Linked DNA regions of Mus musculus: region 2 is linked to region 1. Evidence: chromatin loops called from intact Hi-C (ENCODE). Cell type or tissue: heart. All regions are shown on one strand. Links, peaks and the distances in the headings refer to the core of each region. The heading gives the core; the rest is flanking DNA.

Region 1 (15,645 bases), core at 4,746-12,745:
TGGAGGGGAAAAAATCTTGCCTCCAAAGAGAAGAAGTCGTTTTTGTTGTTTTAAGGTGTTTTGTTTTTGTTTGTTTGCTTGCTTTTTGTCTTTTTTGTTTGATTGGTTTTGGTTTTGGTTTTTCAAGACAATGTTTCTCTGTGTAACCAATTCAGAGATCCTCCTGCCTCTGCCTCCCCAGGGCTGGGACTAAAGATGTAAGACACCACCACTCAGCATAAGAATTCTGAAAATAGTTTTAAAATGCTTCTGATTTAGTTGTGCCATGTCCTGCAGGTCAGCATCCTCTGTGGCACTCTGAGGACCACTGTGACTGGCCTCAGGCTGAGTCCCTCTCTGGTTATAGCACAAGAACTCTTGGGTCTTGGGTCTATTGGCCATCATGTGTCACTGCACAGGTGCTCAGCTCCCTGATGTCTTCGTGGTCACAGGAGTGACACCAAGGGAGAGGTGATGTGGGTGACCACTTCAAGAGACAAAAAGAATATTTTCATTCATTCTCTCTGTCTCTCTGTCTCTCTGTCTCTCTCTCTCTGTGTGTTTGTATGTGTGTGTATGTGTGGTATGTGTATATTCTTTTGGTGGGAAAAGCTGAAGTCAATTGAAATCGACAATTCTTCAAGCAAGGTCCAGATATCATGTGAAATATGCTTCTGAAAAAAATTTTTTTTCTAAATCTAATCTTGCCTCAATAAAAATGACATCATGTCGCTGTGATGGCACGGGAGAAAGGCTGGAGAGCTGCTGGCAACAGCCCAGAGGTCAGGGGTTGCAGCGCTGCACTGAATTCCCACGGGAAAGGTGGCAGGGAGTGCTGCCTTCCAGGTGAGCAGCTGAAGGCTGTCAGGTGCGAGAGGAGCAGGAGGCATGACACAGCTGCCCTCACATCTTCCTCAGTGCTGGCCTCCTCACACCTGCTTTCCCACCTGCCTCCCCTCCCAAGGCATGCTGGGATATGTTTTTTTTTCTCCTGCTCGGTTGATTTTGAGGGAGTGACAACAGCCAACTTGGGGAGTCTCAACAAGTTCCCCTTCAGGGTACAGACCCAAGCCAACCAAGCAGGGTGACAGCCACTATTCCAGTTCCACTCAAGTGTGGCACCTCTACATGGTCAGAGCCAAGGGCAGCAATAGAAAGGACACCCCACAGCTGGCTGTGCTGATTGTGACCTTCAGAGCAGCTCACTGACAATCCCTGGGTAGGCATACGGGAGCTAGGACTCAGAGGTTGCAGACTAAGGGCCCACTTTCCAGGATATACGTTTTGGTTTATTGAAAACTTCTAAAAATTTAAAATTTTCATTGCGTTCATTTGCAATGAAACCATCTGACAGTTCGTCCCAGTAAAACACGGTGTCTCCTCCCCCACCTGCCCCTGTCCAGGGTACAAAGGGTCATAGCCAAAGGGAACGGGGAAATTGCATTTTACTTAAAGGGTTGGGCAGAGGGAGAGGCAGAGATAGGAGTTTTTATATTAAAGGAACCATGAATCTGCGTGAAGTATAAAGCAAAATGTGTAGACTGTGGAAGGCTCCAGTGATGGACAACAGAGAGTGGTGAGGGAGGACAGAGGCCTCATCTCTAGCCGCCTAGGACACCTTCCAGCAATGGTCAGCTTACTTTCCTGGTACATACCAGTCCAGTCCCTTTCTGGCTACCATGCTGCTCCAAGCCATCTATACCTCCCCCCCATCAATGCCACGATGGCATTCTTGCCTTCATCTCTGTCTACCTCAGAGCAACCAAAGAGACTCTTTTCAAAGGCTGAACCCGGTTGGAGAGATGGCTCAGTGGCTAAGAGCAGTGGCTGCTCTTCCAGTGTGGACCTGAGTTCAAGTCTAACACCCTCGTGCCAGTTCACAACAGTCTGTAACTTCAGTCCCAGGAGATTTAAGGACACCATGCACCCATGTGGTACACAGACACACATTCAGACAAACACCCATACATGGAAAATGCTGCTGCTGCTGCTGCTGATGGTGATGATGATGATGATGATGATGATGCGGATGCTGATGCTGATGATGGTGATGAACTGAAGCAGGCTGATACACATTTTTAAAAAAAAAGCCAAAACAGGCTATGAGTGGTAGAGTATCTGCTTAGCAAGCCAAAGGTTCTGAGTTCTATCCCCAGCACACAACAACAACAACAACAAAAACAACAAAAACCAAACATGTCTGAGGAAGCAGTGGGGCTGAGGTGTAGTTGGGTGGTCCAGCACTGGGCCACTGTAACTCCCTGTTCTCGCTCCCTCCCTGCTAGTTCACTAGGGCCTCCTGAGGGTTTTAGAGCTTGCAGGCAAAGTCCTGCCTCTGCACCTGCTCAGTCTAGATAGAGAGCTGTTCCCTGGGTGTTTTAGGGAACGCCTTCTCTATGAGGCCAGAGCATACAGTTTGAGTCTGCAGCCTCTCCCACCTGATTTCTCTGTGTGGTTCTTGTAATCCTTTAATGTCATGACTCTGTCATCCTGCAGGCTCTCTCAGAGCAAGTGTCCTTTGCTGGCCCCTCCTTCAGGCGGTCTTCCACAGTGCTACACTAATTCCCTACCCCCACCCCCACCCCCGCCCCCGGAGCCTCCCTAGAATAAAGACACGAGATTCTCAAGTAGCCTAGAGAGGTGGCTCCAGTGTGCAAAGTGTCTGCTATACAAGCGTTCGGGCCTGAGTCGGGGTCCCCATCACCCGTGTCAAAAGCCTGTACATACCTCTAATCCCAGCACTGGGAGGCAGAGACAGAAGGCTCCCAGAGGCTCACTAGTGACCCAGTCTAGCTGAATTGTCATGCTCCAGGTTTAGTGAGAGAACCCGTCTAAAAAAAAAAATACAGCTGAAAGCTCTAGAGAACGATCACCCAACCTTGACCTTTGGCCTCTACATGCACACGAACACATGCGCACACAAAACACACAGAGACAAGAAAAGGACTAGCATCTCTTGCAGACGAGTGGCAAGTTGCGATGACTGTACAAGCCATGAGAACTGGTGAAGACTGCCTCAGATCTGTCCACAAGCAATAGAGAACGTCAGCAACACTCAAGCCCCCGTCTGGGGCGTTCCTCACAGTACTGCTCTGAGTTAGGAAACAGCGGGACCCACATGGGTTTGGGTTCCTAAGAGGGTGTTATTCCTCCGTTTCCGGTCAAAGCACTTGGCATGTTTGGGTGTTATTGTATCTCCCCCCTTCGTTTATTGTCTCAGGGTAAACACCTGTGATTCCTAAATGCCTGAAGAGTGAATCAGTATCCGCCTGTTCAAACCAGCAGAGGCCACATCAAACAATGGCCCAGGAGCTAGTATTAATCATTAAATAGGCACATAGATGAATACACAATCAAGGGAGCCATTTTTCCACCTCTCTTTCTCTCTCTCTCTCTCTCTCTCTCTCTCTCTCTCTCTCTCTCTCTCTGTGTGTGTGTGTGTGTGTGTCTTTCTCTCTCTCTCTCTCCCCTCCCTTCCCCCTCTCTGTCTCCCTGCCCCCACCTCAAGTTAACAAAGCATAAAGTTTGTCTTTGACCTGTTCAGAAAATAACTGCACTTTCGTAACTATTCGAGACTTGTCAGGTTCAAGGCTCACAGGGCAGATACTCAGGTGGGAGAGGGCTCCCTCCTTGGGGCCTCTGCCAGCTATTGAATAATGATGGCCTAAGAATTTCATGGAACACCTGCCTTCTTAATATTCACACACTTAAAGAAAAATGGACCTTCTCAGCCAGGGCTGGCAGATACAAGTGCCTGAGGTGGGATTGCTGCGCTGTAGCCACACCAGGGAGCAAAGTGACCAATGGTGACAGGGACGTCCCAAGCACACCAGCTCTATCAAAGATAAAGCCAATTCCAGCGGATGATGCCGAATGCACAGTTATCAGTGAGCCCCTCTCTCCTTCTATGGTGTCCTATGTGTGCTAAATTAAAGCTTCTTGGCCAAAAGCTGGGGCTCGAGCTTGACATGGGGTCACATGTCTATAATCCCACCACTTAAAGAGTAGAAGGTGGAAGGATTTGGAGCCCAAGGCCAGTTTGGGCTTCATGTAACCCTATCACAACAACAACAGCAACAATGAACAACAATAACGAACAAACTGAAGCTCATTCCTCAAGGGGCAGTGGATGGAGGGCATCACCTCCATCCATCACCCACAGGTGCCAAGCATGAATCGTGTCTCACTTCCCTTCAGAAGGCCTGGAGATGGCTGAATGAGCAGGTGAACAAGCGATCTAGTACAGTCATGAGTCCCAGGTTATGCTGGTCTTGCTGACTACTAAGAACAGCGCTGCCTCTTGTCCCCGGTGTGCCCCAGCTGAGACCACCCACACAGACAAGGAGCCAGCCAGAAAGGTCTTGGATATTTATCTTATCCACCAATCTTACTTTCCTAAGTAAGTCTGGGGCTTTGTTTCTTTGCTTGAGCATCTTTCTGGAGTCCTGGGTCCCCCGTCCCTTGAGCTGGGCAAGGTGGGAGAAGGACACCCCATACCCTGGCCCACAGTCTTTCAGACGCTCTTAGCACCATGCATACGGTTCCTCTCTGTGAGCCCAGGCTCACTGCAAAGAAGTCAAGGCCACACCAAGCTCTGCACCCTATCTGCCAGCAAATAAGCGCTAGCCAACCCTCCTCCCTGGAAAAACAGCAGAGGCAGATCATCTTTAAAGCTTTCTCCTGGCTGCAGAGCTGTGATTCATTTAACCAGGTTGAAGCTTCTGTTCTATCAAATATGGGCATGGACCAACTCATTATAGTGCTTCTCCATCTATTTCTTTGACAATATTAACATTCTGTGAATGTTTTTAGATGAATGGAAGTACTTTAGTTATCAGAAATACACATATAGGAAAAATGAAAGCATCTAAACATGTACATTATATTTGCAAGTTATTTTAAGTATTATATATACATATATATATGCATATATTACATATGTTAAAATATGCTAATACATAATACATACATATATCTATAATACCTATATTACATACAAGTATATATTATGTATACTATGAATTACATATAATATATCATTATTATATATTAGTATATGTTAGTATATTACATAAATAAATAGATAAGATATTATATAGATAAATATATGTTTGAATATACAATATATAGTATATTATAAAATATATTTTATATATTTATATAGAAATATATATTTATATATTATATACAGTTGTATGTTTTCTATTTGTGTTTGTGTGTGTAAGAAAATTGAATTACTATGAATTACTATGTCACACAGCTAGAAATCACCTAAGTTCCAACTTGAACTCAGGCAGCCTGTCTCCTAAGGAAGTCAGCCTTGCAGGTACTCTGCTCGCCCGATTTTCCTGAGCACATACACAGTCTATGCCCAACATTCCTAATGCGAGTAATCATCGGGCCAATCAAACCTCAGCTGGAGATCACTCGCCACTCCCAGAGGAAGGCTCTATTTAAATAGCAGGACATTGCCCCTGTGACTTTACAGCCTCCTTTATCACTCGGCACCATAAAACCACAGGTGTGTTGGGCTGCTCTATAAAAACAGGTGTTCTGTGTGCCCCAGTCACACTTCACCCAGTGTGTCGGGATAGGATTACTATCTACTTCTTGACTGCACAGAATCTCCCACGAGGAGCTGGCAGGAAAAGAGAAGCAGGACGGTAGGGGACGCAAGAAGTAGGGTCTCAGCTCCCAGGCATCTGCTGCCCTTGTGCATGGCCTGGGTGAGGGCCCACTGGGGTCACCTGTCCCAGCTGCCCTTCTCGTTTTCTCTGCCAGTCTTCCAGGAGGATGCCTGGCCTACCCACTGGCACTTTTACCCTTTCTATCTGCGTTGCCATGATGGGACCTGCCTGCTTAAATCTTACTTATTAACTTTACAAAGATATGGCAGGCTGCGATTACAGGAGAATTGTTTGAGAGTGCAGTATCTCGCTCCTTCCCACGTACCTTACCCTGGGAATTGCTTTGTACCTGCACATTGCTGTGTGCTGGTGTGTGTTTAATAACCATCAATAAAGATAGGCCTGGGAAAACACGGACAGACACAGATTCCTCAGGAAACGAGTATCCAGGAGGGTGCTGGCTGCCCACAGGTGATCACTGGGCGTGGTCAAAGGTAAACCCACCCCTCTGACTAAGCAGTTAAAAGTTTGGAAAGTAAGTGTGGCCTGAGGATCCCTTAACTGCCCATACAACTGATCTCCTTAAATCGAAGCTGATTCCTGTGTTTATGATCCAGATATCAGAGTGTCTACTCTGCAGGAGGTTATTTCCCAAATAGCTCATTTACTAGAGAATCAAGGGAAATTGGGAGTGTGAGATGCAGCTTAGCATATATAGCTTAACTGTACACTGCTTGCCTAGGGAGCACCTGGTTCCAATTCTTGGCACCATACACACACACACACACACACACACACACACACACACACAAATAATAATTAAGTAAATAAATAATGAAATGAACATTCAATAATAATAAAATAGAGGAAGTGTGTGTGTGTCGGGTGGCATTTCTGAACTATGAACTTGGAATGTCACCATTCCAAACAGATGAATAACATTTGTATAGTGGGAAGATATGGAAGTAACTGTCGAATAGATACATAACTCTGACTCCCGCATACTAGGTGCTCAAAAAGTTTGTTGTGCAGAATTAATCAACTAACCAGAAATGGAAAAATCTAACCTTCACTCTATTCACAGTCAACAGCATTCATTAGAAACAAGGCAAACTGACTAGGAGCCTTCCACCAAGGCAACAGACCAGTCCAGAAACCAAGTCGCTGGCTGTCCCCAGCAGCAGGCCTTTGAGAGTAACTGAGGAGGGTATAGATCATGCAGGACAGTACTTGAACTTGGGTACTTGGTTCCTAAGTGACTGTGGGAGCCTGCTGAGATTAAGGCCCAGCTGGATATTTGTGCAAGTCACACAGTGCCTGGCAACCTCCTCCAGGAGCTAACAACATACTTGATCAAGAGGCCTCTCCTGTGAGGTCAGGCCAGCTTGGCATGCGCCAGCATGTTTCCAGAGAGCTCATTTTCCATGGGCCTTCTAGGATAGCAGCCAAGATTGGCCCTGTTGCAGTTCAGTCCCACAAAAGGAAAAACTCAGTTCATACTCCACACAATGTCCACATACTGAGCAACCCCAAGGGGACCCAAAATAGTCTCCACCACACCCACAGAAGTTGAAGGGATGACAGAGATTAAAGTTTGGTCCTGAGTCTCCCTTTGTCCTGAACCATCCCGTGACCTCTCGGGAACCTCTTCCCCCCATGCGGACCCCAGAGCAGGATGCAGTCTCTCCACCCCATTCCCTGGCGCCATGAAAACCCACTTCCATTCTGTGAGATTTGATCTATGACTACAGTGCTACAGACCACACAGGGCAGATGACTAACCACTGAGAAAGGGAACAAGTTCTAGAATTCTTTCAAGGAACCTCAGTGGGAAAGCCGATGTCACGTTCTAAGATCTTCCGAGGGAGACTATAGCAGACAGTTGTGCCATCTCCCTGGACTCTCTTCCTGAACTGTTCTCTAAGTTCAGCATCCCAAAGGAAAATATATAGTTCACACACAAGCATCATCTCTCAGCAACTTGGGAAATCATTATTTGTCTTACCCATCCCTTGGATAAATGTGGTATTAGCCCAAAGCTCAAGCAAGGTCTCTCTCTCTGTGTGTTCTCTCCCCTAAAGTCATGTTTCTGAGAGAAAAACTTAGCATCTGAAGATTCAAATTCCAGGGACAGAACTATTCTCTCTCCCCATCTTCCTGTCCCAGCAATGGTTCTCAACCTTACAACGCTGTGACCCTTTAATACAGATCCTTGTGTTGAGGTCACTCCTAACCATAAAATTATTTCATTGCTACTTCATAACTGTAATTTTGCTAGTTATGAGTCATCATGTAAATATGTAGGGTATCTGATATGCAACCCCATGAAAGGGTTGACTGACCCCCTAGAGCAGTCTCTACCCACAGGTTGGGAGCCATTGTTTTAGTGCATAAAGATTAACCCTAAGAGAGAAGGCCAAGTGGCTTGGCTTAGCTTGGATGGCTGGGAGGGGCCAGGCTGCCTGTACTTGTGGCTCCTTTCTGTCTCCTGGAACTGAGGAGTCAAGATTCCTTCCCTCACAGAGAAGACAGGATGATAAGCAAACCTGGGCAAGACAGTCCAGAAAACTCAGGGATGTCTGTTAAAAGCTCCATGCTTCAGATTACCCAAGGTGCACCGCAGCAGGGCCTCTTCCTCCTCAGCTGAAATACCGGGTAATGCAGTGACCCAAAGTGTTCTTCTCCTATAGAGAGGGTAGGGCGAGTTTCTAGATCGAAAGGTGGAGAGCCTGAGGCTGGTCCAGGATTGGCTACTCCTTCTCTAGAGAGGCAACCACGGACTTGTACAAGCCATTTCCTCCTGGCCTGTTTCCTCACTTGTTACATGAACGAAGAATCTCTTTCCGTGGTGCCTGGAGCCTGTGGCTTCCTATAATCTGAGATAAACTGGAGGATGGAGCGGAGCAGAGGAGATTGAAAATATGTTGTATGTATTCACCCATTACACACACACACATACACACACACACACACACACACACACACACACACCCTGCTGAGGTACTGGGAGTGGTATGTAAGGTCTCATATATGCTAGACAGGGCCTCCTAAGACTAAGCTGTATCCCCAGCCCTCGACTTTCTGAGACACGATCTAAGTTACCAAGGCTGGTCTTGAACTCTTTAACTCGGGTGGGTCTTGACCTTGTAATCTTCCAGCCTCAGAGGGATTTATAGACCAGCATCACCAGGCCCAGCGCATATCATATCCATTCTTGAATTTTACTCAATTGATTTTTCTGGGCAGTTATATTTATTTTGGTTTTGATTTTTAGAGAGACTTCGGGTCTGATGTCACCATTTGAGTGGCTTATCTGCAAGCCACATAATTTCAGGTCGTGGGTTTTGAGGGCCCTAGCTTCACCCCCACATTCCTAACCTTCCCAGAGCCCTTGAGCCTGTCCTCACATGCCTCAGTCATTAACCCAGCTGGAACCTTTCTTGCCCTCAGTCCTGAGGTAGCATCCCATGGTGCCTGGAAATGCCTTCCCCACCTCTGAGCCTTCAGGCTTACCTCACAGAAGTCTCACTGAGGGTTAGGCTATTGGCTATGAGCACAGTTAGGGCCTCCTGAGTCCCCCATGCCTCAGCCAAGTGGGAGAGTTGAGCAGACCGTGGGCACCCCACCCCCACCCTGCTGAGGAAGGTCTTCTTGGCAGCCACCCTCCTCCAGAGCCCATTAGGGAAGTGCACATTCCCTTGGTCTCGCTGGCTCCAGTGAGTGTTAGGGGGCGGGGGAGCATTACAGGCTATTAGCCAATGTTGAAAGCCTCTGTTTTCCACCCCCTCCCGACTTCTCTTAGCACCGTCTGGGCTTGGCCAGGAATCAAGCCTTTTTTTTTTTTTTTGTTCAGAAGTGGCGACTTATTTTTATCAAAGATGGAATGCAGTCTCGCAGTTGTTTCCAGTGCCTCTGCATGGCAACCAAACTCTTGTTCCAAGCATTCCCGAACCTGCTTTTCCCAGTAGACATCTCTCTCCTTTCTCCATCTAAATGCTGGCCAGGGATCAGCTTAGGTTTCTGGGGTTGCAGAAATTAAGACTCATTATTAATATCTCTACTTTAAAATACAGGCCCTGGCTGGTGACCGGAACTCTGTAAATCCCACCCTAAAACAACCTGAGGGCCACAGTACTACCGAAGTGGGTAAGCCTGGGCTATGCCTCCTCCACCCCCCACAACTCACCCCTTGCCTCAAGGCTTACATTGCTGTATTTCCTCCAGCTAGCCCTTCCCTCTCTGGAGGTTAGGGTGCCCACTAGGAGGCACAGATTGCCTAAACCTTTCTGACCCCAAAATCTGGGGGTCATCCTTGGGTAAGAAGGTGAGGCACTTGTTCGTTTGAGACATATTTATTAGATAGACACAAAGGGGACATAAAGACATATAGAGGAACAATTTCGAATTCATTTTGAGGGTTATGAGAAGTTCTCTTTGGGGATTCTGTGATGAGCTCAAAGACTCTTATCTAAGAAGACATCATGATGACGATGGTGATGATGATTTCAGTAAAGGATACTGATGCCAGATGCCATCTAAATGCCTGCCTGAGATCAGGCTAAAAAAGAGGCCACAGGAAAATGATCTCCAGCTTCCTTCTTGCCCCCGGTCTCGCCAGGAGGCACCCACAGACAAACATGCAAGTACAGGATGCCTGGAATGTCAAATGTGTTTCTGGACACTCCCAGCTGCAAGGAGCTAGCTGGCTGCCACCCCAGGGGAAAGGCAAACACGTCTCTTCTCTCCTAGGCTTTATTTTTCTCACGGTGTCTGAAAGGGCTGTGATCAGGTGATATGTGTAGGGCTGCTCCCAGTACAGGTGCGGGGCAGGTAGGAGGGGAGGTGAGCGATCCACCCCGCCCAGTGTGTGCTTACTCTGAGCTCTTTCAATAGCCCTACCAGGAGAGCTCTTGGCAAGGCAGCAACCTCCATCTCTGGCAGGCTGCAGGGAATCCGAGTGTGAGAAAGTCAGTCATGCGAGGGAGAAAGAAAAAAAAGCTTTGAGTCCTCGGGCAAAATACCACCACCACCACCCCTCCCTAGCTCTAAACCAAACCCACAAAACAGTCCCAAAAACCGAGTGGGGAAAGGGGAGTCTCTCCCAGGCTACAGATACTTGTTTTATGCTTTAAAAGCCAACAGGTGATAAAGCAAGACAGAGAAGTCAGACCCTCACGGGTGGTGGGTTACACTGGGGACAGGCAGGGAGAAGCCCCCGTTACAACTGATTACTGGGCACAAAGCAGTGTTTAAGATTCTGTTTTATTGACACCATAATGGGAGCCAAAAGACCTCCACTCAAAACATCCCCACTGAGGCACAGGACTCCGTCTTCCTCCTGCTTTGGGAGTAGGGGAAGATATGACTGAAAAACATTCCTTGGAACTTTTCAAGTCGAAAAAGCCTTTCTGGATATTGAGTTCACTGCCCTCGTTGGCGTTGGTGGGTGGACAGCACCAATTTGACAAACCTTCTCTGTCCAGAGTAAGAGACTAAAACCTCATCTATGGGGTCTGTCTGCAAAGCGACCTTGTTCTTGAATACTTAGCAGAGTCAAGACTCAGGACCTCCATGGCTTCTTAACACTATTTCAAGAGGGCAGTGCAGAGGCACAAACATATACATAATGTTTGATCACATGGGTCTGCTGTCCCTCTACTTAGAACTGTGTATGTGAAGTCAGTTGCTCACTCTAGCGGGTAAATGTTCTAAAGTGACAGTTAAGGAGTTGTGGTTAACTCCCTGACCCATGGGACAGCATGAGGCTGCACTGGGAGACCCTATGTGACTTATTCATCCTCCACACACTTTCTTGGTTTGCCAGGAACCAAAGCCCAAGAGGCAATAGAATCAGACTAGAGAAACGTTAGAAGGGACGATGGTATCCTAGGTTGGGGCATGAGGGCTTAAGAGCAGACAGCAGTCAAAGTCATAACAGACCTTATTGCCTAAGAAGGGTCTTGGAGGGAACCTGGAGAGGGGGTAAACGCCCCCACCCCACCCACTGGGAGAATGTTGTTGTTGAGGGTTTTTGTTTTGTTTTGTTTTGTTTTTTAAATAGCTTTCAAAGAAGCCTAAGAAGGTTATTGGGGTTGAAAAGAAGGTAACCCCACCTTTCACCTAAAGGATTTTCAAACATACAGGAAAACCCCACTGTTTAAAAAGCAACCGATTTTCTTTCAGCAGCCACTACTTTCCCATCTGTTTAGGACATGAAAGGAGTGCCCAAACTCATTGGTCCAGGTTGCAGGGTAACAAAGAAGGCATTGTTTATCATTTCTTCAAACAAGATAGGGACCGGCCCACTCTGCAGCATATATATATTCTCTCTCTCTCTCTCTCCCTCTCCCTCTCTCTCCCTCTCTCCCCAAAAGGCAAGTCAAACACTGAGGTAAAGGTTTATCTGCAAACTCTGGGGAGGGCTGTCCTGGCGGGTAGAAGAGAGGCTTAGAAGATAAAAATGGTTAGAAGCCTGTGAAATAATAGACAACAGCTCGCCCAGGGCAAACAAGTTTCTAACTCAAGTCAGTGGAGTGTGTGGTTAGTGGTCAGGTAACCTGAACCAAGTAGGTAGCATGTCAGCCTACCTGTGCCACTTAGGAGCCCTCTCTACTAGTCTGATTCCCTTAGATGGCCTGTGTCTCCAAGCCCTGCAGTCCGCTCTTGACACTTTCCTCAGGGTCACCTAAGGAGAGCCCTGATGTCTTTTCTCCACTGCGAACCTCCTTTGTGGCTCTTCATTGTCTTAAGGGAAGGTTCAGAGTCCTTCATAAAGCAGGATGCCCAAGGGTCTTGTGTGTGGTGATCTCAAATTTCTTACATGTCCATTTACACCCGCTGTGAGTGTTCTATAACTGAGGACATCAGGTTCTGTGCCTTAAACGCCATCGGTAGCTCCCTTCCTCTCCATCCCCATGACTCAGCATATTTCCAACACCTCAGCCATATTTTTCTGAGGTACAGAATACAGATCCTCTCCACCAGTAGCCCTACTAGAAGCTTAACGTATGACTAATTGTTCTGGATTCTCTACATCCTTTTACTTCTGTCTACTGCCTCTTTTAAAGGCACTCCCAGGGGAATCTTGTGGGGAATCTATAGATGGCAGCCATACCACACAGATACCTGGCAACGAGCTTTCTAAAGGCACTGTTAATGAACTACACCCGATGAAGGCTTCATGACCTAAAGGCACCCCTCCGGATTCAACCCCCCGCAACACGATCTAAGCCCCCAAAGGGAAAAACAGAATCCCCAAGCATTGTCCAGAAAGCCCGGTTCTGTGCGCCCCTGCAGTAGGTTGGAGAATAAATACTCCGTGGGAGCGGCCACTCTATCTCTCATCGTGGTAATCCCAGGGTTTAACAGTGTCTGGCGTTCCATCACAAAGGGGGGTGGGGGGGGCTTGCCCAAGGTCATGCAGTCAAGGAAGCACCACCTCGTCCGGGACCAGAGCTGGAGAAATCTTTCACATGATCTCAGTGGGAGGTTGGGGGAGGGGACGAAGGGACGAGCCGGTGCGCCTTGTGTGCCAGGCCTCCCGGACGCGGGAAAGACTGGGGGCGGGGATCAAACAACGCGCTGGGATCCCGAGCTGCCCCGAGTTCACGGCGGCGGGAAAACTGAGGGGTCTGGGGCACCCGGGTGGAGGCCAGGGCAGGCAGGAGGGAGGCAGGCAGCCGCCCGGGCAGTGCGCACCGCCCGCGCCGCGCGGCAAATCCCCCAGGGAGGCCGCCGCCAGAGCCCTGGCGCTCCCGGCCCGGCGCCCGCCACGTGGCACCCGGCGGCGGCGGCGACTCCCGGCGCGCAGCCCCGGCCAGCCGGCAGCACGCAGCCGCCCGTCTCTTCCCAGCCGTCCGCCGGCAGCCTCCTGGACGCAGCGAGGGACCCGGGGAAGGGGCGGGCGGCAGCGAAGCCGCTGGAACCGCAAGCCGCCGAGCGGAGGCAGGAGGCTGACCCGGCCGCTTCCTAAGTGCGGTCAGGCATCTCGTGACCGCGGCGGGCGCCCGGACCCCTCCCCCGCCGCAGTCACCCGGGTGGTTTCGGCCACGCTCAGATCCCCAAGCCCGGAGTCCCGGCGGGCTGGGGGTGGGGGGTGGCGATGGGGGGTGGGGACGGGGAAGGGGGCCCACGAATTCCCCGATCGCCACCCTTGGGCGTGCGCTCCCTGCCCGGAAGGATTGACCTTGGCCGGGGCGGGGGAAGGGAGGCCAGCGCGGGGGCTCAGCTTTCGGGCCGCCGCCCCCGCGGATTCCTGGCTCGCCCGGGCCGGAGGAGGGGGCCCCGGACACACGGACGCACGCACACACCCCACACGCAGCGCGCGCCAATGAGCCCTGGCCAGGCGCAGGGGGCGGGGTTTTCCCAGGCTCGAGCACAGCAGCTGCTATTTACCTTCTTGGCTTCTCCCGGGGACCAGAGGCGGCCCCCGCTCCCTCCCGGCCGGCCGCCGCCGGCCCCCGCCTCCCTGCCCCCGGGGCGCGCGCACACACACTCACACACGCACGCACACACACACATCCTCTGGGCCCCGGCCGCAGCCGCGGCGGCAATAAAACATCCTGGCACGTGCTCCGACTCCAGGCGCGCCCTCGCCGGCCGGCTGATGTCAAACTGCAGCTCGGCTGGTGGAGCTCTTAAAGGGCTCGCGCGCGGGGCGCCGAGGCCGCCTTGGCCGCCCGCGGGGTGAGGAGGGGAGAGCCCCGACTCCCTTGCCCGCCGTCTATCCGTATTGCCAACTGGGAGCCTGCGGGGAGAAAGGTAGAGAGAGTGGCGGAGGAACGAGCGCGCCCCTCCTGTCGCATTGCTATCAAAGCCCCCCTTGTTCATTTTTTTTTTCGTTTGAAATTCCATTTCCTTTCTGCCCAGTAGGAAATTATTCTGATTGTTTTCTGGAGAAGCGTGAGGTCCAAGGTTGCAATTCCAAGAGAGGAATGAATGGGCTAGAGGGAGACAAGCATCCAAAAGACACCTTGCTCCGAAAACCCTGGCTGTGAAGGCATTTGGGGGGACGGTAAGGGCATGTTTAGCGTGTGGGGTTTAGTATCTCCCCAACCTCATGAGCAGTTTTGACTCCCCTAAACATACAGAGTTCGAGCGGGAATTCCGGAAGACATTAGAGTAACACATCCTCTTTACCTTGTTCCCTCCTTTTTTCAATCACTAAATTTTGTCTTGGCCTATATCTGTTCAAAATATTTTTCAAATGAACTTATTATACAAAGTAGTTATATTGCATGCAGCAAGAACAATAAAAACCAAAGGCCTGGCCACAAAAGAAATAGACTAGACTAAAACTAAGCAAAGCCCAGAGGAAAGAGTTAGCAAAGGGTTAAAATCCTTTTGATTGACGTTGTAGCCTCCGGTGCCCCGGGCTCAGGCGCGCGCCATTGGCCGCCAGACCTTGTGCCTAGCGGCCAATGGGGGGGCGCAGTCCACGAGCGGTGCCGCGTGTCTCTTCCTCCCATTGGCTGAAAGTTACTGTGGGAAAGAAAGTTTGGGAAGTTTCACACGAGCCGTTCGCGTGCAGTCCCAGATATATATAGAGGCCGCCAGGGCCTGCGGATCACACAGGATCTGGAGCTGGTGCTGATAACAGCGGAATCCCCTGTCTACCTCTCTCCTTGGTCCTGGAATAGTGCTACCGATCACTAAGTAGCCCTAAGACATAATAAACCTTCAACTGCTCAGTAGTTTTTCTTATGAAAGTCAAGTAAAAGGACGTAAGCAAAAAAAAATTATTTTTTTTTTGCGTGAAGGATTCCAAAAATAAAATTCTCTGGGGACTGAGAAGAAAAAAAAAAAAAAAACGAAAATGCCAGCTGATATAATGGAGAAAAATTCCTCCTCCCCGGTGGCTGCTACCCCAGCCAGTGTCAACACGACACCGGACAAACCAAAGACGGCCTCTGAGCACAGAAAGGTAAGACAGTACCTGCGTCTAGAAATTAAGTGGGTTGTGCACAGCGGGACTCCTTTTACTTTTCTCTTAAAACCTCGGGGTGAAATGGCAGATCCCGTGGGAACTCAGGACCTCTTT
Region 2 (15,645 bases), core at 3,854-11,853, 180 kb before region 1:
ATGGAAACACCACTTATGAATTTCACACACACGGAGCCCAGGACATATGGCTGGCGCATTGCCGATATGTTCATATTTTACCTTCTGCCACAGAGAGGAACCTAGAAAGGGAAGCCCTCTCACACCCCCCCCCCCCGCCCCCAGCCTTCCAGACCTGGCCATTTAATTTGTACCTAGGAGTGGACAGCAGAAAAAAAAAATTACATGTTTCTTTAAAGAACAAATAATTCCCATTTTTACCATCAGATATCCCTGTAACAGAATTGATGTCCCCTCCTCAAGATGGTCAAGTGACAGTCTCAACAATAGCACCTCCTTCATCACTAAAGGTACCAGTCACACTAAAATGTAACCACAGGGAAATGAATTCCCCCTCTTTTCACATCTCTGTCCTTGGTTTCCATGGAAGAGGGCTAATTACCTTTTTAATAGCCCTAATTGATGGGCTTACAGATCATATCTTTCAGTCTCCACTTGTGTGGGGGAGGTGGGGGCGGGACACCCTCCTTTTCTCTTGACCCCGGGGCTTCTGCTCTTCCTCATTGGAAGGAGGGTGGTGGCCTGGTGAGAGGCCCCTGCCTCGGAGCGCCTCTCTTCAGAGAACTACCTGCCGCCCATTGTGGGCTGGCCAGGAAGCCCGGCTTTGTCTTGGCCAATTGACACAGCTGCACACTGGGTAAATAGACTCAGATGTTGAGCCTTTGTTTGAAGAATCCTTTCAGATTAATGCTGAGAGAATTAGTTTTAAAACTTAAGCCGGAGCCAGGATGAGTAGAATGGAGCCCGGGAGCCATTGAATTCCCATCCACCAAATGAAACCAACTGTCTTACAAGGGTGCTTATCTCCTGTTCTCTTTGGAGGGAACACTGAGGGGCGAGACTCTGGCACTCTGGTGTGCCTTAGGGTCTTTACTCAGCCGTTGTGAGAAGGCCTGACCTGAAACCGTGCTCACTCCAGCTCTAGTCCCCCAAAGAAGAGAGTCTGCCCCACCCTTGGAGCTAGAGATGTGCTGATGGCCAAATACAGACCTGCAGTTCTGAGTTCTCTGATTCCCTATCAAAGGAGGATACAGAAAATGACAGAGGGGTCTGGATCCATGGACTGAGAGCGGATGGATCTCTGTGAGCTCTAGTGAGACCTTCACTCAAAAGAGAAGGAGAAGGAGAAGAAGGAGAAGGAGAAGGAGAAGGAGAAGGAGAAGGAGAAGGAGGAGAAGGAGAAGGAGAAGGAGAAGGAGAAGGAGAAGGAGAAGGAGAAGGAGAGGGAGAGGGAGAGGGAGAGGGAGAGGGAGGGGGAGGGGGAGGGGGAGGGGGAGGAGAAAAAGGAAGAGAACGGTGGAGGAGGAGGAAGAAAAATAATTGAGGAAGACAGTTCTTCTAACCTTCACATACAGACATGCATGCACATGTGTGAGCATGCATGCACACAGACTCACACACACAAACACACACACAAAGAGAGAGAGAGAGACTCGTCAGATGATATGCCTTTACTTTTAGAGTAACTGTTCTTAAGCCTTAAATTAAATTAGAAAAGCTGTTCTTGATCATTATGTGTCTTAGTTTGTCTTTTATCGATGTGATGAATCAGCATGACAGGAAGCAACTTGGAAGGGAAAGGGTTTGCTTCCTTCACTTCAGAGCTTTACTGTCGGTAACTGAGGAGAGTCAGGGCATGAACTCAAGGCAGGGAGCTGGAGGCAGGAGCTGATGCAGAGGGCACAGAGCAGCATTGCTTACTGGCTTGCTCCTTGTGGCTTGCTCATCCTGCATCCTTATCCAGCCCAGCCCCACCTGCCCAGGGTAGCACCACCCACAGTGAGCTGGACCCGCCCACGTCAATCATCCATCAATTGGATGATTGGATGGAGATGTTTTCTCAATTGAGATTCCTTTCAACAGTGTCAAGCTGACAAAAACTAACCAGGACACCACGTTTATGTACTCACAGAAGAAAAAAAAAATGGTTCAGAAAGGAATTAGGTTTTGACTTAAGCACATCTGAGTTTCTGTTTACCTCTGTCTCTGCTTCTACCGCTTACAAAGCAAGTCCTAGACAGCTCACTGTTGTGAGCAGAGATGTGTTCGCCATGACAGCTGTGATGTTTTGACACAGGGCTGGAGGTACAGCTGTTGTTCCAGTGCTCTCAGAGCAAGCCTGAGATCCTGTGCTCTAGCCCCAGGGACCCAGCCATTGAAATGCAATGACTTTTCTCCTGGGACTGCCTAAGACTGAAAGAGTTTGTCAGGTCTCTGACACTGCGAGATTCTGGTTTTTTTTTCTCCTTTCTTTCTTTCTTTCTTTCTTTCTTTCGTTCTTTCGTTCTTTCGTTCTTTCGTTCTTTCGTTCTTTCTTCCTTTCTTCCTTTCTTCCTTTCTTCCTTTCTTCCTTTCTTCCTTTCTTCCTTTCTTCCTTTCTTCCTTTCTTTCTTTCTTTCTTTCTTCCTTTCTTCCTTTCTTCCTTTCTTCCTTTCTTCCCTTCTTCCTTTCTTCCTTCCTTCCTTCCTTTCTTCCGTTCTTTCGTTCTTTCGTTCTTTCGTTCTTTCTTCCTTCCTTTCTTCCTTCCTTCCTTTCTTTCTTTCTTTCTTTCTTTCTTTCTTTCTTTCTTTCTCTCTTCCTTCCTTCCTTTCTTTCTTTCTTTTTTTCTCTCTTTCGTTTTTAAAAAAAAAGTCCAAAAATATATCAAATGGAAAATGCACATGATGGATTTATGTCTTTGAGACAGGGTCTCTCTATGTGGTCCTGGAACTCACTATGTAAACCAGGCTGGCCTTGAACTCACAGAGATCCTCCAGTGAGCCATGCGTGGTGACTGTTAAAGTATGTATTCATGAAGCAAATCTCCTTCATTAAACTAATCGATCACATACAAAGCATGGGTGCTATTGGCACCCTCAGATCTAACCTCTCAACCCTTTCACTCTCCATCCCCAGTGTTTGAGTGACTGCGACCCCATCCGTGGAAGGGGGAAGGTTATCCACACAAACAAAAAAAATCTTTTTTTATTCCATACAATAAAAAAAAAATTGCTGGCAGAGAAGAGATGGATTCAGAAGGTGCAGAGAGGAACATACACACACACACACACACACACACACACACACACACACCTGTATTTAAGAGGGTAGGCATGTGATGTACATCCTGCAGTGACTTTTCCCATTGCCATGACAAAGGGTCTAACCAAGGCAACATAGAAAGGAAAGGTGTATTTGGCTCACAGCTCCAGCTCCATGGTACAGCCACCAAAGCTGGGACATCATGGCAGCAGAAGAATGAGGCCCTGACCACGATGCATCTGTAGCCGGGAAGCACAGGGAGACCAATTATCATTCTGCTTTCTTTTTCTCTTTATTCAGTCTGAGCCCCCAGCACATGACGCAGTGTTACCCGAATTTAGGTGGGTCTTCCTCTCCTAGTCCACAGTGAAGGTTAGTGTGAGTTGTCAGTTTTATCACCCTGAAGACTGGCTCTGGTCATAGCTGGAGGGGATTGCCTTGATTACGGTTCCGTGAATGGAGGTGGGATAACCCAGTCACTGTGGTCAGAACCATTCCCTGTTGGAATCCAGGACTGTATAAATTGAGAGAATTAAATAGCAGCATGCATGCATTCCTTTCTGCTTTGACTGTGTGTGTGCCTGCGATGGGATCAGCTGCATGAAGCTTCTGCTGTCTTGGCCTCCCCACGACTGCTCCTGAACTATGTGCCAGAATGAATCCTCGGTCCCTGAAGTTGCTCTTTAAGAGCATTTCAGACCAGCAATAAGGAAAGCAACAAAGATATTGATGCCATCTAGAAATCTTCCCCACAGACATGCCCCAAGGCTTCACTCCTGGATTGTTCCAGATCCTCTTAAGCTGACAATCCATCTTCAACATCCCCTTCCCAAAGGAGCTGTGTGGTTTCCTTCTGCATGTTTCCAGCCATGGGATTTGAAGAAAACGCTCATTGCCTCTGTTTCTTAATGGAGACGAGCTAACCCAGGTCCTGTCTTCCACATTCTCTCACCAAGCACATTTTACTGACACTTGGCGCCTGCCACAGACACACCAAGAGCTTATGAGGCTGGGAGTAAACTCAGGCTTAGACTTTGTCCCAGTGGCTTTCCCTTGCTGGAATAAAACACCACAGCGCAAAGCAACTTGTGGCGGAAAGGGGTTATTTCTTCTTAGCATACATCATGAAGGGAAGTCAGGACAGAAACTCAAGGCAGGAACCTGGAGGCAGGATAAGCCATGGAGGGGTGCCGCTTACTAGTTTGTTCCTCTTGCCTTGTTCAACCTGCTTTCTTATATAACCCAGGACTGCCTGTCCCGGGGTTACACTGCCCACAGTGGGCAGGGTCCTTCCTTGTGAACCATTAATCAAGGAAATGACCCACAGACTTGCTTCCAGGCAATCTGATGGGGGGAAATTTTCTCTACTGAAGTTCCCTCTTCCTAGATGACTCTAGCTTGTGTCAACGGGGGAAACAAAGCAAAACCATCACACACTTTATGGCCTCTTAGCCAAACCTCCAAGACTCTGATTCCCCAGAAGTTCCTGGAGAGGAAGTAATGAGGGCAAAAGGCATGAGTTTTGAAGTCACTGCAACAATTAAGAATATCACTGGCACCAGGTGATGGTGGCACATGCCTTTTATCCCTGCTCTGAGGACACAGAGGCAGGTGGATCTCTGCGAATTAGTTCAAGACCAGCCAGGTCTGCAAAGTGAGATCCAAGACAGTCAAGGATACACAGGAACACTGTCTCAAAACAAAACAAAACAAAACAAAACAAAACAAAACAAAACAAAACAAAACGAACAACAATAAAGAATATAATTGGCTATGGGGAGCCAGAGCCACCCATGGAATATGTTTTTTCGTTTGTTTGTTTTTATTTTATTTTGTGTTGGCCAGTGTACCTCTGAACTCTGGAAAATTGGCTCTAGAAAATAAGCCAGGACCTTCATAGACATGAAGAGACAATGTAGTTGGGTTAGAAGAGGGCAACCTGCCCACTGACCGGTAGACTGAAGAGCTCAGAGCTGGAAGTCAAAAAGGTCCTAGCAGAGACCTGAGTAACTCGGCAAAGTTATCTGAGCCTCAGTTGCCTCCTCTATAAAATGGGATGAATTCTTTCACTGTTGTCAGACCAAAGACACTAATTGACAGTCTAGCAGTCTACAGCTGCCACACTTCCTACCATAAGCAGCCCCTCCCCCGTGCCTTGAAGAAGGTTTTCTCAGCAGCCCCTGATTCCAGGTGGGCATGGAAAACAACCACCCGAGAAAAGCCGACCTGCCCAATATGCTCAACCTTGACTTTACAGAAACCACAGGAGCTGTACTTGAAATGTGCCCAGAGGAGACAGTGCTGTGGTACCGGCTGTGAAGACCGGAACATCAGGCTCAGAGACAAGTATGTTCGGATGATTTACAGAGCATGAAGAATGTTAAGCAGGTATCAGCAGTTGCAAAGGGACAGTTGATGACAGCACATGGCACGTACCTTGTTTCTGTCTTCAGTTAAGGAGCACCAGGCTCAAGCCAGGGGCCCTCAGGCTGATTCTGCCCTTTCCTGGCTCTGGGTCTCTGTCTGTCTGTCCATCACAAGATGAAGGGACAAGTGGATTTTGAATGACTCCTACCCCCCTTCCTATCCCCAACTCCTGACAGGCTGAACTGTTCCAGAAATCAGTTTAGTCTTCTCCAGTCTGTTCATGCAGGGAGCCTGACTTCAGAAATGTCATTGATGAAGTGAGTCTGGGGAGTGGCCCGAGAACTGAATTTCTAAACGTTACGCCTTGGCCAGATGCTTTAATCTGCCTACAGGCAGGCAAAAGTGGCATTGGTAGGATGCCAGGGTAATGACTGAGTCGGGTCAGCTTTCTGCTTCCTCTGCCCACGGGAAGGCTTTGCAAAGGGGCCCGGATCAGAGCCACATGGGAAAGGTCTCAGAGGGTGAGAATCCCAAGCAAGACGACCATTCCCAGGCACAGCGCAGGGCACACTGTACTTGTTGGAATGTAGAGTAGGCTCCTGCCACCGATAGTTCCCAGAGCGTAGAGTGGTTTAAATTCCACAGAAGGGTTGGCGAGATGGCTCGGTGGTTAAGAGCACTGGCTGCTCTTCCAGAGGACAGGGGATTCAATTCCCAGCAACCACATTGCAGCGGACAACTGTTAACTCCAGGTCCAGGTGACCCAACCTCTCACGCTGACATACATGTAGGTAAAACACCAATGCACATAAAATAAAAAATAAATTTAAAAAATTCCAGTTTTTTTTTTTTTTAATGTGTACATACAGGAAGGGTGGGACTGTCTCAACTCCTTGTGTGACAATTTTCAGCTGGCTGGACCCTGCTGCTTTTAACTTTGGGCTGCAAGTTGTTGGATCTCCTCCTATGCACACCTTTTTTTTTTCTGCTGTCACCTGGTGACATCTAACTTGAAGAAGGCCTAGACAGTCTAGTTGTATGTCCAGGAAACCAAAGCCATTGTGTATGCTAGGGAACTGCTGGATACTTCCGCTACAGTGTGATTCATCATTCCCCCAAACACTGTTTCTGGACACCTCTGAAGGAGACGCCACCAGTAGCCCCCCACGCAGAGCACACAAGGAAGAAAAGGAGTTGCTGTTATCTGGGAGTGGCCTCTGAGGTTCTTTTTTTTTTTCCTGGAAGCCAGCTTCACTCTAAAGAAGTAACAAAGAAACCAGAACCCCACTGTGAAAAGGGGCCTCCACCTCTCCCACTGTGGCTTGCAAGGAAGCAGACATGAAGGTTAGGAGTGACTGACTCCCACAGACAAGTCTCAGGCCTCCCAGTGTGAAGTGTGGAAAGCCCCTGGCTTGCCCTAGCATTGCCCACAAGCATGGGTGCCTCCTCCAGCCCCATCTCAGATCTTCTCTCTGGCAGGCACCGATGCACAGACTCTTCACACTGCCTGACACCTCGGCTCTGTGCCCGACCTGTGGGCCACTTTAGGCTGGCGCTGCTGGTAGGGAGCTTGAGCCTGGCCCAGCCCAGTGGCTTTGAAGGGATTTCATCACCCCGACTGTGACTTGGCCAAGCGCCTGGGAGACTGTGGAGCATCGTGGCCCCAGGCTATCTGCTTTCACTGGGAGAGGCCCTCCTCTCTGAATAGAAGAAAACCTGGATGAGGCTGGGTTCCCCATCCCTGCAACCTAAGAACTACCCCCAGGACCGAGCCATCTACCTTCACCCTACTTTCCCAAGAGACAGAGACAAGATGAAGGGCCAGAAAATTAACACGGGGACAACTTGTTAATGATTTTATTGCAGGTTAAATAAAATGTCACAAATAAAACTACAGGAGACCTTTTTTAACCTTACCGGCTGTAAATACTCATTAACTCAATTACTATCAGCAATTAAGGCCAGTTTGGGAACAGTGGCCTGAGACAAAAAAGACATTATCATCCTGGGAAATGAATCCAGAATAAAGGGAATTTATTCCACCTTGGCTAATGAGCAGCTGTATAGGGATGGAAATGAAGGCCTTTGCCTCGGAATTGCTTTTGACCGTTGGGGGGTTGGGGGGGGTAGAGAAAAGGTTCGGCTCTACGTAAAGCTCTTGGAAGGACATTAGGGACATTGTTACAATGCAAATGAGGAAGGCCGTTGTGTTTGGGTGGTTTATGGGTTTAGTAAAAGGAGTAACATTTCAATTAGTGGGGAAGGAATGAGAACCTGCCTCAAAGAGGCTTAATTGGCGACTTGGCATTCCCAGGGGACTTTGAAGTAGCACCCGAGCAGGCAGTTTTCAGAAATGGGTGGAGAATAGAATACAGCAACTTAGGTCCCAGGCTGGGGATGCTGGAGGCAGATGGAGATGCTGTGAAGGTACCATCCACAGCACTAAGCAGATGCCAGCCACATGCAAGTGCCAGCTTTAGCTCTTGGGGCTCCCGGATGGTGTCCCCCATGCCACCTCACCCAGCTCCCCTGACGTCTCCAGGAAACCATCTGGCTTCAAGGGCTGTAACCCTAACCTCACCACTATGGAATTCCTTTTTTTTTCCCCCCTCCTCAAGAATCCCTTTTGCTTTGAATTGAATTCCTGACTGCACAGGGTTATGGGGGAGGGTGTACTATGGCAAATGAAGTGTAGTGGTGTGTGTGTGTGTGTGTGTGTGCGCACATGTGTGCATCTCTGTGTGGGTATGTTTGTGTGTGTGATCACACAGATACAAGTAGGTTCAAAGTCGGCAGGATCTGAAGACTGAGAATTCAGTGCAAATTCCTCTCCTTTAAATAGGTGGTACTGAGGGCTCTTTTCAACCTGAGAGACTACAAAGGTACCTGACCCGTGAGATGCCTTGATGGTTTCTCTCTCGCTGTGGCATCCATCTCCATGAGCTTGTCTATGTGGCTTGTCTATACGGCTCACATAGCCAGCCATCTTGACTAAGCTAAGGCTTTCTTTTCTTTTTTCTGTCTTCCTTCCTTCCTTCCTTCCTTCCTTCCTTCCTTCCTTCCTTCCTTCCCTCCTTCCTTCCTTTGTTCCTGTCTTTTGTATGTGTTGTTGTTTCTTTGTTTGCTTTTCGAACAGGGTCTCTCTGTAGCTCTGGCTGTTTTGGAATCTGGCCTCTAACTCAAAGGTCCAGCTGCCTCTGCCTCCTGAGTGCTGGGATTAAAGGCACGCAGCACCCTATCTAGTGAGGTTGGATTTCTTGCTCGAGCCCCTCATAGATGATGCCAAACCTTTCCTCCACTCCTGAGGAACTATGTTATGTTATGTTATGTTATGTTATGTTATGTTATGTTATGTATGTATTTATTTATTTAATGAATATGAGCACTCTATCTGCATGTACATCTGCAGGCCAGAAGAAGTCATCAGAACACATTACAGATGGTTGTAAGCCACCATGTGATTGCTGGGAATTGAACTCGGGACCTCTGGTCGAACAGGCGGTGCTCTTATCGACTGAGCCATCTCTCCCTCCCCCAGAGGAGCTATTTCTAAAAGTTTACAGAATTATTTGAAATGAAGTTTGAAGGGATAAGAGAGAGGAGCTTCCCAAGGCCCAGGCTCCTCATCGGAGCAAGTCCCCCAGGCTCTGGGACACAGAGGATGGACCCATAACTCTTTGATTATTTTACTTGAAGGAAGACCAGTTAATCCCCCACCCAGGTCAGCAGCTATAAATGTTGACAAGATTTTGCTTGAGGCCTTATTAAGAATCTCTAAAAGCTATTGTCTCCAAACACACAGAGCCAGGCTTCCTCTTTCCATCTCTCTTCTTCCGTGGGTGGCTTCTTCTGGAACGCTGGCTCGTAGCCCTGGAGCCTGTGGTTTGGGGATTGCTGTTAGCCAAATACAACAGGGCTTGGAGAATTTGCTTTGGGTCTCAAATGGGTAAGGACTCACCCTCTGAGTAAAGCTACTGCCTCGGCCCATCTCAGCTGATGGCTTGCTACCTTCCAAGTGACCCCTCTTATCACCTTCACCCTGGCTGTTACAGAGAGCAACCACACCAACCAAACCTCTTCCCCTCTGCTGCTTTAGAGTCCTGACTGGTAGAAAATGTGGCAGCTGCATACACCCAATTTGGGCCTTCAGCAGCCTCAATGACACCCCAATTCATCGTGCTACCATGAGGGGTACAGAGCCAGACACAGGAATGAGAAACTCCTCATTCCTGTCATGAGTAGAAAGGAGATGGTATATTAGCCACTGAGTGCCCTTCTTCCTCCCAACACCTCAGGGAACGGTGCTCACAGGCTTCCCTCTCCCTCCAGCATTCAGAGTGCCCTCCTTGCCTCTTCCTGGAGTTACCCAGTGTTCTGGAATAGAGGATGCCACCCTGTAGCCTCCTCTCGGAAAGATCAGGATGTAAGAAAAATGCATCAGACCGTCTAGGGACCTGGAGAGGAGATTTAAAAATTCCTCATCAGTTTTGCTGCTTGGAAGTTGCTTCTGGAACATACAGGGGGAAAGAGTGAGTAACTGCTGAAGGCTTGAGAAATGAGCCGGTCTAGAAGGTGCTCACACCCCACACTTGGACTGCTCCAGGAAAGCAATCACAGAAAACATGGCAAAGCAGAGACACGGAACTTATTTACAAAAAAAAAAAAAAAAAAAAAAAAAAAAAAGAAAAGGAAGGAAGAAAGAAACAAAGAAAGGAGGGAGGGAGGGAGGGAGGGAGGGAGGGAAGGAAGCAAGCAAGCAAGGAAGGAAGGAAGCAAGGAAGGAAGGAAGGAAGCAAGGAAGGAAGGAAGCAAGGAAGGAAGGAAGGAAGCAAGGAAGGAAGGAAGGAGGAAGGAAGGAAGGAAGCAAGGAAGGAAGGAAGGAAGCAAGGAAGGAAGGAAGGATCAAAGGAAGAAGGGACAAAGCTGAATTACTTCCCTACATACTTTTCCCAAACCAAAGTACAAAAAGCCAGCTGTGAGCTGCTTCTGTGTGACACAGGAAGTACCACAGACCCGACTCTCAAATCTGATGATAAGGGACTGGAGGGCTAGGAGTGTAGCTGGGGGTGATGGTGTGCTTGCTTGACATGCACTGAGGCCCCAGGTTCAATCCCCAACACTGCCAGGCTCCTGGTTCTTTGTGATGACACAAAAAGATGAGTTTCTCCTGGTACCTAGTAGCTCTTTACCACAGCCTTTGGAGAGCTGTCTGTGCATGTGTGACCATAATGTAAGTAAGAAAATTTTCCTTACTTGAAAACTTCATCTGCCTCTTACCTAAAAAGTGTCAAGATACACTTTCAAAACAAACGCCTCAGCCAGTCTCCACACTGTAGTCTAAAGCAGGAATCAAGCCCAATAAGGGTGCGCTAGGACTTAAAGCCATTCTTCTAATAGCAGGCTCAGTATGACAGTAGTTTTGAGACCAGACTGGTGTACACAGTGGGTTCTAGAATGTTCAGTCAGGGTCACTTATTGAGACCCCGTCTCAACAAACAAAAAGTGCATACCAGATCACTCCATCTCTCTGACTGAAACTCTCCGGGGGCTCCCATGCCCACTGGAGGAAGCTCACTGGTATAGGTAGACACTTTGCTGAACCGGGTAGATGGAGCTGCCTAGAAGAGGTTCAGACCAGCTGAGCCACTGGGAAGGACATCCTCTGTCCTGTTGAGCTGCCTCCGAGCTGAGCAGCCCAAGCCAAGTTTCCAGCTTTCTCTTATCTCTGTGCTCATTTCCTGCTTCGGGATTTATGAATCACCAATAGGAGGCTCTTCATAGTTTCCTGCACACACTATAGGACTTTTCTCTCTTTCTGTCTTCTGCTTGCTGGGACCCTCTGGCAGGTACCCAAGCTGTGTCTCTGGAAAGCTCTCTCTAGAGCTAAGCACATCTCAACTGCCTGACTGTTCTCCTATAAGCCCTGGGCAAGTTTCTGTGTCTGCCATTTAGAATTCTATGAGTGAGATGTCCATTCATGTCTGCTACTGTGCTTTTAAACAAAACCAAAGTTTCCCATATGCAGAAATATTTTTAAATCTTACTATTATAATTTGTTCAGTGCTTTCAAATTTGGAAGAAGCTACTAGTTTTGAGAAGAAAGATCAGGTTCCGTTCATCTTTGCAATGTGGGCACCAAGTATAATAGTTGGCGCATAGGTGTGGATCTACCAAATGTCAGTTGAACAACTCAATAAATGATGGTTTTTCTCTCATGGACCTACTTACATTTTCTACCAATCCCTGATTTTCCTAAATTGCCCAACAAGACAATTCAGGATTGTTTGTCTAGGATTTGAGGTACTGAGTTCTGAATGATAAGGGTTGTGAGAAAATGTTAGTGTCTGAGAGAGGAACCTTGGGGAGACACTGACTCCTTCCTATACCTGGTGTGTAACTGACTTTTCCTGGGGAAACCTCCCCCCCCTCTCTCTCTCACACACACACACACATACACACACACACACACACACACACACACACACACACACACACACACAACTTCTCCCCACCACCACTTTCCTCACACACATACACCAGCCTACTTACCCTAGGTAGTAAGCCCATGACAGACCACCAAGTCCAACTTAATGAGCCAGGAGTTTCATTGGAGTTACATATAAGAATATGGGTGAGGGGTTACTCACAGGACCAAGAATCATTCAACGTCAGCTGCATCACCAAAGCTCACCACAGCCTTGGTGGCAGCTTACAGAGCTGGGAATGTGGAGCACCCTGCACAGCCTGCAGGCAGCTCAACAGGTCAGAGTGTCCTTTCCAGGTGGTCCAGTCTATGTAAACCTCTTCCAGATAACTTGGCTGGTTTCTGTTTCTTGTTTACAGCGTATCTTATTTAAGACTCTTCTCTGCATTTTGGCTTGTCTGAAGGTGACTGTTCCTTGGCTTTACTGTTTATAAATTCTTGGGGGGTGGGTACCTAGTAAATCTACTCAGTTTCAGGGATTTCCTGAAGCTATTTTGAGTTGTTTACTTCCTGTCCCGATGAGCTTTTCTGCAGGATTGGGCATTTCGGTCTTGAGGAAACTGCTACACAAGACCTGGTGTACACATTGGTAACATCCAAAGCCTGGGAAAAATTTAAAGTCAGAGACTTCTTCATACATGGAAAATTACCGTCATTGGCGTCACTGTCAGTCATGGCATTGAAATTAGTTTGGGACAAATAAAGAGGTCACTGGAGAGCAAGAGGTGTTTGTCTCTTCTATGCTCAGCTCCTGCTGCCAGGTATCAGAGTGGTCTTAAGTCACAGAGAGCACTCTATCCAGGCCCCAAGGGCCTATTATTGTAGCATGTGTACCATGGAGTAGGTGTTCCCTAAACCTTAGTATCCCAATTCCCACTTTTCCCACAGGAAATAAAACTTCCCATTTAGTTAGCACCTATTGTGTGCCAGGCACTGCGATTTGTAAGTGTATACATGAGCACATTTCTTCTGTGTAGATGCTCACTTAAGTAAATGATATCTTATTTTACAGAGCAACCTGAGTAGCCAACTGTGGGGTTTGAAGACACCACCAGCCCTCGGAAAGGATGTTCTGACCATCCCTCCAGTCAGCAGCCTGGTTAATGTTCACCAGCATCTGGTGCATTCCCAGGCTCGAGGAGAGGCACAAAGGTATGCTTCTCCAAAGCCCAGGCCTCTGTAAAGTCACTAGGGCTCCCTATCCCTCAGATGTCTCTGTTTACAGTGTATTCACCAGCCTACCCAGTGCTCAGGTCCAATGTGTACCTGGCCCTGATACTATTCCCTAATTCAATAAGTATTGATAACCATCACCATGATGGAGAAGAACCAAGTGTGGGAAACTCTGAGCCCTTTGGGTTTGGTACCAACAGAAGGAAATATGAGTCAACGAACCAGAACATTCTAGAATGTTTAGTTCAAGCCACCCATGGACGGAAGTGCCCAGGACACACACATTTTCCTGAGACATATGTATTTGTCCCAAATAAAAGCTAGCTTAAAAATTAATCCAAATTACAACGCTGCTTCTCTTTGCTTTTTAGGGGCAGGAGACCCTTCGCATACCATTTACTTCAACACTATTGTGTTTCTTCTGAGCTTTGAAACTCAAGACCTGCTTTGATGGATATTAGTGGAACGTGCTTTCCTGTCTCCCTAATGAACTTTCACTTGGAAAACACCCCCAAACATAGATGCAAGACTGTAGCCGCATCTTGTTCAAAGCACAGGGAGACCCTCTGTGCTGGTCCCTCGTCTCTGGTCCACCCCAGAGGAGTAATCAGCCAAGAAGCACACATGGGATCATTTACAGTTTTGCTTTCAAGCTCCCTGGCCCTTTCAGATTGTGTTTACGTGGTCAAAGCCTTCAGCCCAGCCAGGGTGGGCTTCCTGACAGCCTCATCTTGCTGACTCTGACTGGGACTTAAACCCGGCTAATCTGTGGGAAGTGAGTGATGGGGGGCAGGGGTTGCTCCTTGTTGAGACTCCTGGTAAGGAGAAGCTGGGCAAGTCCCCATAAAGAAGCAGATTTCTTCAGAGTTCTTCAAGGGACCCTTCAGCTCATATACTTGGAAACCAGAACAGCTGCCCTGAAATAATTACCAGCTAAAAAAGGAAAATCTACCTCAAGTGAAAAAACAGCTCAGCAACGGGACAAAGAACTTCTTTAGTGGCACTGTTCTTTGAAAGACAAACAAACATCAAAACAAACCTTTAACTGTCCTTTAGGGAAGAACTCTAAAATAAAACCAATACCATTTTTTAAAGTATTATTAATTATGTGTTTAAAAAAACTATAAAGAAAACAGGTGGACAAGAAAATTTGAAACCATTATATGTGCCTTTGTTGATTTGCGTGTTTTCCTTCAGTGGTGTTTCCTTGGGGAGAGATTAGTTACAGTAACGAGGTGTAACAAAAATGTGTGAAGCTGGACAGTTTACAGTCATCAGATGCAACTGTCCACCAAATTCTCAGAATGGAGCAAACCGAGCCCCAGGAAAGCTATGTCTTCTAGCTCAGCCAACTGCTGCTGATAGCAAGACTCTGCTTTTGACTATCTGCTTCTTCATCTACCAAGCAGACCTTGTTCCTCATGGACCTGTTCTGAGAATCAAACCAGGCCAGGAAGGTGCCACCTCCCAGGCTCCTGAGACTCCACTGGCCATCATAGGCGCACGAACCTTAGAAGCAGAGGTCCTCCTTGATGGAGCAGCTGCAGGTCAAGTGTCACTGAGCACACCTTAGACCAAGGGTTCAGAACTCTCACCTGAGCTTCTGCTGGCTCATGTTGTTGACCCACAGCCCCCTTCTCTCTCTCTCTGTGTCTCCATATGGACTCTTCTCCATCTTCTTAAGTGGTAACTCTTTCCTAAGCCTTCTCTGGCTCTTCTCCCCAGACAACAATGACAGCAACTCCCCTGAGTCAGCTCTTCATTCCTTGTAACTCCCTGTAATATTTGTCTACTTTCTACTTCCATATGTGAAAAGACTGCATCCACCTACCCTCCCATACACAAATGGACACACATACATATACACACACATGCATACACATACATTTTGCATACACACATACTCATGCACACACACACAAACATATGCACACATAAACACACATACATACATGCATATATATATACACATACAGATATACAAACATACACATACACACACACACATACACACACAGTCAATTATGTCTCAGAACACAAACAGGCATGGCACCTTGTGGCCAGTGGAACCTTGTTTTCTGTTTAAGAAATTGGAGTTCTTATTTTCACATTCTTCATCCACATTTGAGTTTAAAAGCAACGACATACAGACTCTGCATCACATCGTACCATGTTCATCAAGCTTTGAACGTATCACACGTGGGTTCTTATATGCAATTCTGTGGTCCTTACAAAGCGAGGGCTGCCTGCAAGTATAAACAAGAAACATATAACAAAAAGGGGAAACAAACAGAAAGGCCAGCCAGCCATGAGGCTAAAACTCAGGTCTTATAACCCTGGCAGAACACAGATGTGCCAGTGTCAGGGTGGGAGGGCCTGTGGTGACTGGCGGCCACATGGTTCCCATGTCAGAACACTTGGAGAGGCCTATGGGAGACTGAGAAGGACCGCCATGTCTGAAACAAGAGGCAGTCTGACAAACGCAGCCTGATTGCTGAAAGCTGGTCATTTCTAGAATGCTTTAGTATCTTCTGATGAAAAGAAGACAGGACCTTTGTAGA

What was found. A loop is a pair of places that touch in the nucleus more often than their neighbours do. Peaks named below come from ENCODE experiments on the same cell type or tissue, not always from the same donor. Only the 100,000 strongest peaks of a DNase experiment are listed, where the experiment ranks them.
Region 2: a loop joins it to region 1, with 2.6 times the contacts of the local background. A loop is called at or near these places in 5 of 42 quality-filtered maps.

What each region holds. Positions count from the first base shown.
Region 1 is chr16:30,050,171-30,065,815 of GRCm38, forward strand. Hes1 (hes family bHLH transcription factor 1) reads left to right here and starts at 15,187. Exons shown (of 4, transcript NM_008235.2): 1 at 15,187-15,528. The coding sequence starts at 15,421. In heart, for the core only: no CTCF peak of the experiment used is centred there; DNase peaks (open chromatin) are centred at 6,991, 9,351, 10,411 and 12,321; H3K4me3 peaks cover 1,929 bases; H3K27ac peaks cover 4,833 bases; H3K27me3 peaks cover 466 bases.
Region 2 is chr16:29,875,793-29,891,437 of GRCm38, forward strand. Gm52263 (a long non-coding RNA gene) reads left to right here and starts at 12,874. Exons shown (of 2, transcript XR_003951965.1): 1 at 12,874-13,063; 2 at 13,456-14,178. In heart, for the core only: CTCF peaks have their summits at 11,161 and 11,361; DNase peaks (open chromatin) are centred at 5,909, 6,929, 9,329 and 11,129; H3K27ac peaks cover 4,855 bases.